2 separate regions of the Homo sapiens genome follow, and region 1 is linked to region 2. A link is an interaction called in ENCODE POLR2A ChIA-PET data of the cell type or tissue named here. Cell type or tissue: OCI-LY7. All regions are shown on one strand. Links, peaks and the distances in the headings refer to the core of each region. The heading gives the core; the rest is flanking DNA. Region 1 has its middle 65 kb from the start of ARHGAP26-IT1. Region 2 overlaps ARHGAP26 (Rho GTPase activating protein 26).

What was found. ChIA-PET counts read pairs that join two places held together with the same protein. Peaks named below come from ENCODE experiments on the same cell type or tissue, not always from the same donor. Only the 100,000 strongest peaks of a DNase experiment are listed, where the experiment ranks them.
Region 1: POLR2A ChIA-PET joins it to region 2 with 14 read pairs; 3 of 35 experiments call an interaction of 5 or more read pairs at or near these places.

What each region holds. Positions count from the first base shown.
Region 1 is chr5:143,255,614-143,258,541 of GRCh38, forward strand. No RefSeq gene overlaps it. Among named protein-coding and RNA genes, the nearest start is that of ARHGAP26-IT1, 65 kb to the left of the region's middle. In OCI-LY7, for the core only: no CTCF peak of the experiment used is centred there; no DNase peak of the experiment used is centred there.
Region 2 is chr5:143,125,501-143,128,428 of GRCh38, forward strand. The region is part of intron 18 of ARHGAP26 (Rho GTPase activating protein 26); the gene reads left to right. LOC124901098 (a long non-coding RNA gene) reads right to left here and starts at 72. Exons shown (of 2, transcript XR_007058980.1): 1 at 1-72. In OCI-LY7, for the core only: no CTCF peak of the experiment used is centred there; no DNase peak of the experiment used is centred there.

The DNA of each region.
Region 1 (2,928 bases), core at 312-2,811, 130 kb after region 2:
AAATTCTAGGCAAGATTAAATCCCGCTGCTCAGTGTATGTTCTCTTGACAGTTTATCTTAGAATGATATTTGGTAGCTGGGTGCAGTGGCTCACGCCTGTAATCTCAGTACTTTGGGACGCTGAGATGGGCTGGTCACTTGAGGCCAGGAGTTTGAGACTGGCCTGGCCAACATGGCGAAACCCTGTCTCTACTAGAAATACAAAAATTAGCCAGGCATAATGGTGTGCACCTGCAGTCCCAGCTACTTAGAGGCTGAGGCATGAGAACTGCTTGAACTCGAGAGGTAGAGGTTGCACTGAGTTGAGATCGCACCACTGTACTCCAGCCTGGGTGACAGAGTGAGACATTGTCTCAAAAAAAAAAAAAAAAGCATGAGATTCAGTAAAGTTATTAAAACTAATGAATATTTAGCAGTGGCGGTAATATTATTATTGTAATTTCAGTTTATAATTGAGATGCTTTGTTTCTGTTTTTTATATTTGTGATAAGGAATGTAAACAGTAAGATATTCATTCATTCATACTAATTTGCTAAATTCTTGGTGATTTTATGACTCAGTATTTAAAATAATTTTTCATTTCTTTAAAGTCAACCTTTAAATCATTTTCTGTTATCCATCTTTTAAGTTTCTAAGCCATTTTAATAGAAGAGTAGCTTAAGATTGTGAAGTAAACTGGTGAAGAAAAACTATTACCACTTGCAGACACTTATCTGTGTACATCAAGATTATTTTTGATAAATTGGATCCTGAAGTTTATATGGAATATAAACTATCAGACCTAACTTATAATTTAGAATTTTCTGAGCTCACTAAAACATAAATATAAATTTGAACATAATGTATACTAATAAAATGCTAATCAAATAGTCTTTATTTTGTATTATATATGTATCATATAAGACTTTGAAAAAAAATCTGCTGCTAAAATCATTATACAGCTACTGTATTAGTAAAACTAGTATTACTGAAGTGGATAAGATCCATATACACTAGTTTATTATTGTTTTCAAATAACCTAAGAAATACCCAATCATTGCGTAAAAATTAGGAAATTGTAAAGGATTAAAACCTCTAGAGAGATTCTATCATTCAGAAATAAACATTATTAACGTTGTCAGGTATTTCCTTCCAGATACTTAGTGCATGTGTACGTGTGTGTGTGTGTGTGTGTGTGTGTGTGTGTATGAAGACATTATAACATGGTGGTTAAAATCATGGGCTCTGGATCCAGTCTTTTTGGGTTTGAATCACAATTTTGCCACTTACCAGGTTTGCGATCTTAGGAAAGTTCACTTTTCAATGCCTTGTTTTCTTCACCCATAAAATGGGGATTATAAAAGTACCTATTTCAAGGGGTGTTGTGAGCATTAAATGTAAAGCACTATTCTGAGTAGTCCCTGAAACATAATAAATGTTCTATAAAATTAGTGATTATATATTATATAATGTATGTATAGACCTACATAGAAAAAAATTGTTCATATATATACACATATATATACACATACATATATATACACACACACACACTGTGGTCATATGTAGGCTAGATTTTTTTCATTGCTTTCATAAAAATCAGTTTTATTGAAGTATAATTTACATGTGATATGATGTACCCATTTTAAGCAAACAGTTTAATGAGTTTGAAAAATATATACACTCCTGTAACTACTGCAGTCACAATCAGGATATAAGGCATTTCTGTCATCCTCCCAAATTCCCTCCTACATAGTGTCCCAGTCAACATCTATCTACCCTTAACCCCTGGCCCTAGGCAACCACTGATCTCCTTTCTGTGACTGTAGATTAGTTTGCCTTTTTTAGGATTCCAAATAAATAGAATCATACAAAGTGTGCTCTTTCGTGTCTGTTTTCTTTCAACAGTTTTTGAGATTCTTCCGTGTTGTTGCATGTACCACTCTTTTTTATCACAGCAGTATTTCATTTTATGAATACACTATAATTTCCTTATCTATACACTGTTAGTGAACACTTAGTTGTTCTCAATTTTTGACTACTATGAAAAAAGCTGCTATGAACATTTTATGTATAAGCCTTTGTGGGGACATATGCTTCAGTTTTCTTAAATATAGATATTTTAAACAGAGAAACCTAGTAGTAACTTGCCTTGTTGGAGAGTGGGGTGAGCCAAATTCAGGAGTCCAGAGGGGCATTGTCACAGAAAAGGACCGGGTCCCAAAGTGCCACATCTGTCTTTGATGAGAATGGCTTGCCTACTGTAGCCCCATCAGCAAAGAAGACTGTTTTAATGGTTGTCATTCCATTTATTGTACTCTACATTTTGAGTCAGAGAAAAGGTGTCTTTTCTATTTTTACATGCAGTTTACATGAAACTAAAGCTGATTCAGGATGGATTTTTATGGACGATAGCAATGGCTAACATTTTTAAACATTCAGGATGCTGACCATTTCCCATGTTTTACTATTGAATTCTCATAACAACATTGTGAAGTAGGAACTGTTGTTTCCCCAATTAGAAAACCCGAGGCCTGGAGAAGTTAGGCAACTTACCCAAGATTATATGCCTAGTAAATGGTAGAGTCAGCATTGGAACACATTTAAACCAAGGTCTTTCCTCCCCTCCTCTCCCCTCCCCCTCCCCCTCCCCCTCTCTTTTCTTTTCTTTCCTTCCTTCCTTCCTTCCTTTCTTCCTTTCTTTCTTTCTTTCTTTCTTTCTTTCTTTCTTTCTTTCTTTCTTTCTTTCTTTCTTTCTTTCTTTTCTTTCTTCTCTCTGGTTCTCTTTTTCTTGTTTTTAAGTTGTCTCACTCTGTCACCCAGGCTGGAGTGCGGTGGCACTATCTCAGCTCACTGTAACCTCTGCCTCCCGGTACTAAAGCAATCCTCCCACCTCTGCTTCCCGAGTAGCTTGGACCACAGGCGTGCACCACTATGCCTGGCTAATTT
Region 2 (2,928 bases), core at 226-2,725:
CTTCTGTCCTCCACCTCTCTCACGGACCTGGGAGGGAAGCAGTGTTTGGCACAATTCTGGGAAATAAATATCCTAGATTAGGAGGAGACAGAGAGGAAAACAGCTAGGAGATATGATATTATGTTTGGGGGCTCATGGAAATTTTTCTTTTTCCATGTTGGTAATACATACTGATTGTTTACTCAATTAAAATTAATGAATCCTTTAAATGAATACAGTCCAGAAATAATAATGATGATAGTAATAGCTAACTTTTACTTACAGCTTATTGTTTACAAGATATTGTGCTAAGCAGCTTTATATCCATCATTCAATTTTCACAGCAACCCTATAAAATTGATATTTTTAGCTCTGTTTTTACAAATTATAAGCCTGAAGTGCAGACACTTTAAGAAGCAGCTGATTAGGAGAGGAACAGGGGTTGAACTTAGTACTACTCTCAGAACCCAAGCTATTAAAATCTACTCTAGTTAATCTCTTTTCAGTGCAGTAAGCATTTTATTGAATATCTACCATTAGCCAAAGATAAGTAAAATAGGTCCTTCATTTTTCAAGGCACTCCCATTTTATCAAGATAGAACTAACTATAATACAGTGTGCTAAATGACCTCCAGTAAGATGAATAAAGTGTTATGGCATCACTGAGGATAAATAATTTAATTCTACTGGCATTGGGCTCTGACAGATCAATGGAAGTTTTCTAGGCAGAGAAAGAGTAGAGATAGGAGGGACAGCCACTCAGAGGAGCAGCATTAATCAAGTTGTTTGTATTAAAATGGCATGGTTGTGAAAGACTGTGGGTTGTTAGCAAGTAGTGGGTGATGATGCCAGAGAGTTGGATTCAGTCCATTTGCTAAGGGTCCTGAAAACTATAGGAAAAGGTTTTGAACTGACTTCTGAAAACTGGGAGCTCTCAGAAGTTTCCAAGTGGAGGCTAAAATGATTATGTCAGCACTTTAGAAAGACATCCTTGGAAGCTGAACCAAATAGTACTTTGATTGCTGACATCAAAATCACACATTAAACAAATAACACAATAGAGTTAACCATACTGTTCTAAACTTGCAGCTCAGATAGTGTCACCTTTGACCTACAGGCTTTGCTTGGAGGTTAGAGAGAGATTCTTAATTTGTTTCTTTTTGCCAGACTTCCTAAGGGGAAATACTAGCTCATAGCATCATTTCCTATTAGTGACTCCTTACCGTGGACTCTCCTTGAATTATATGAGAACTAAAGAGTAGATTTGATGGTGTAGCTCTTTTTAGCTACAGTCAAGTTTCTGAGTTGAAAGCTCAGATGGCAAAGATTTTGGCTCTTCCCACGCTATGTTAAGGTAGCAGTCAGTTATGCAAAATTACCATTTCCGTATGAACAGAATCTTTTCTCCAAACTCACACCTTATCACACTGAGTCTTAAAACATAAAGTAGGCAAAAACTTAAGGTTATGGTTAAAGCAACCAATATTTTTATGCTTCCAGCTAAGATTTTCAAACAAAATATTGAATGCTGTCATGGTCCAAGATCTCAAAGCCCAGAAATTATATTTATTACAAGGTTTTCCCTTTACTTAGTGTTTTAAACGCTTACTTGCTAATGACTATGACAATTTTAGATGTTTAAGAAGGACAACCATATCAAGAAAACAAACTGCTTGCTTTTCATAGTTTTGGTTCAACATGAAATTTCAGGCTACTTAGTGTATGTGTGTGTGTGTCCCCTTGCTATTAAATTCCAACACATAATAGTAGGATTGCACTTGTTCTGTAACAATCCATGCTGTGTCTTGTGGCTGTGGCACTCGAAACGGTTTCTGTACATGGAGCAGGATATGTGTGTGTTCATGTGTTATGTACCACAGGCTTTTGCCAGCATTGCCTCTTTTGATGCCTATTAATGTTTGACAAAATAAGTTATAATAATTCCTTCCCTAGTCCATCAGTTAGCTTTGGAAGAGGTGGGAGTGTTGATCATTGAGCTGTTAATTCTCAGAAATCCCCAAAGATCGGTGCCCCTTTTTAATGTGTTAACTTTCAACCTCAGATGTCAAGGAGAGGAGCTAGCAATCATGGATGACCCCCACTTAACACCTGGACTAAGCACTAAATCCTAAGCAACCTCGCATTCCCAATAAAATGCTAGTGACTTACAATGTAGTTAGCTCAATTTGAGTTGATTTGGGCCACCAATCTGCCTTGATCTGCTTTTACCAAAATATTGGTGACATTGAAATCCATTGGACTAGTTCTGGACTTTGTGCACAAAATGTACATTAGTTAATATAGTTGGTTTGGCAACTGACAGGTGTTTAGAAGTCGCATTTTATTTCTTTGATATTTCAAACAGTTGTTGATATGCAAAATTAATAAAAAGGTATGACTGGATGCTTCACTATGTTGAAATAGTCATTGGTACTCTTGCCTGCTCAGGAAGCTAATCTTGTCCTGTGGTCATGGCTTTTGTAATTTGTTCATCAATTTTTATTTTTAAATTTTTTGTTGACTTCCCTTCCAATGGTTCTTGCTTGTACTCTTTTTGTTCCTCTCCTTGTTAGGGTTCAGAAGCAAGCTAGATTTACTTGGGTGTTGAGCTAGAATGCTTCTGCCACAGGGCTATTTTCTTTTTTTAGTGACAAGTGCTGTGTAAGATACTCTTCATTAATGTGATAAGGTAGGTTGTGCATTTGAACACATATATTCCCCCCAATAAATCCCAGATAAACCAATAATTGTTTGAATTGTGAAGCTCCTTTAATATTACTCAAATAAAGGTGGAGATTGTTGTTGTATTTTAATCTATCCATCTTTGTCAGCAAAGAGAACAGGAAATAGAATCTTTCTGGAGATATGGAAAATCACAGCTCTCCATGGATTACCCAAGCTGTCTATATATACCCTCAGTTACTAATGTAATTGGTTCCTTTTGAGAGA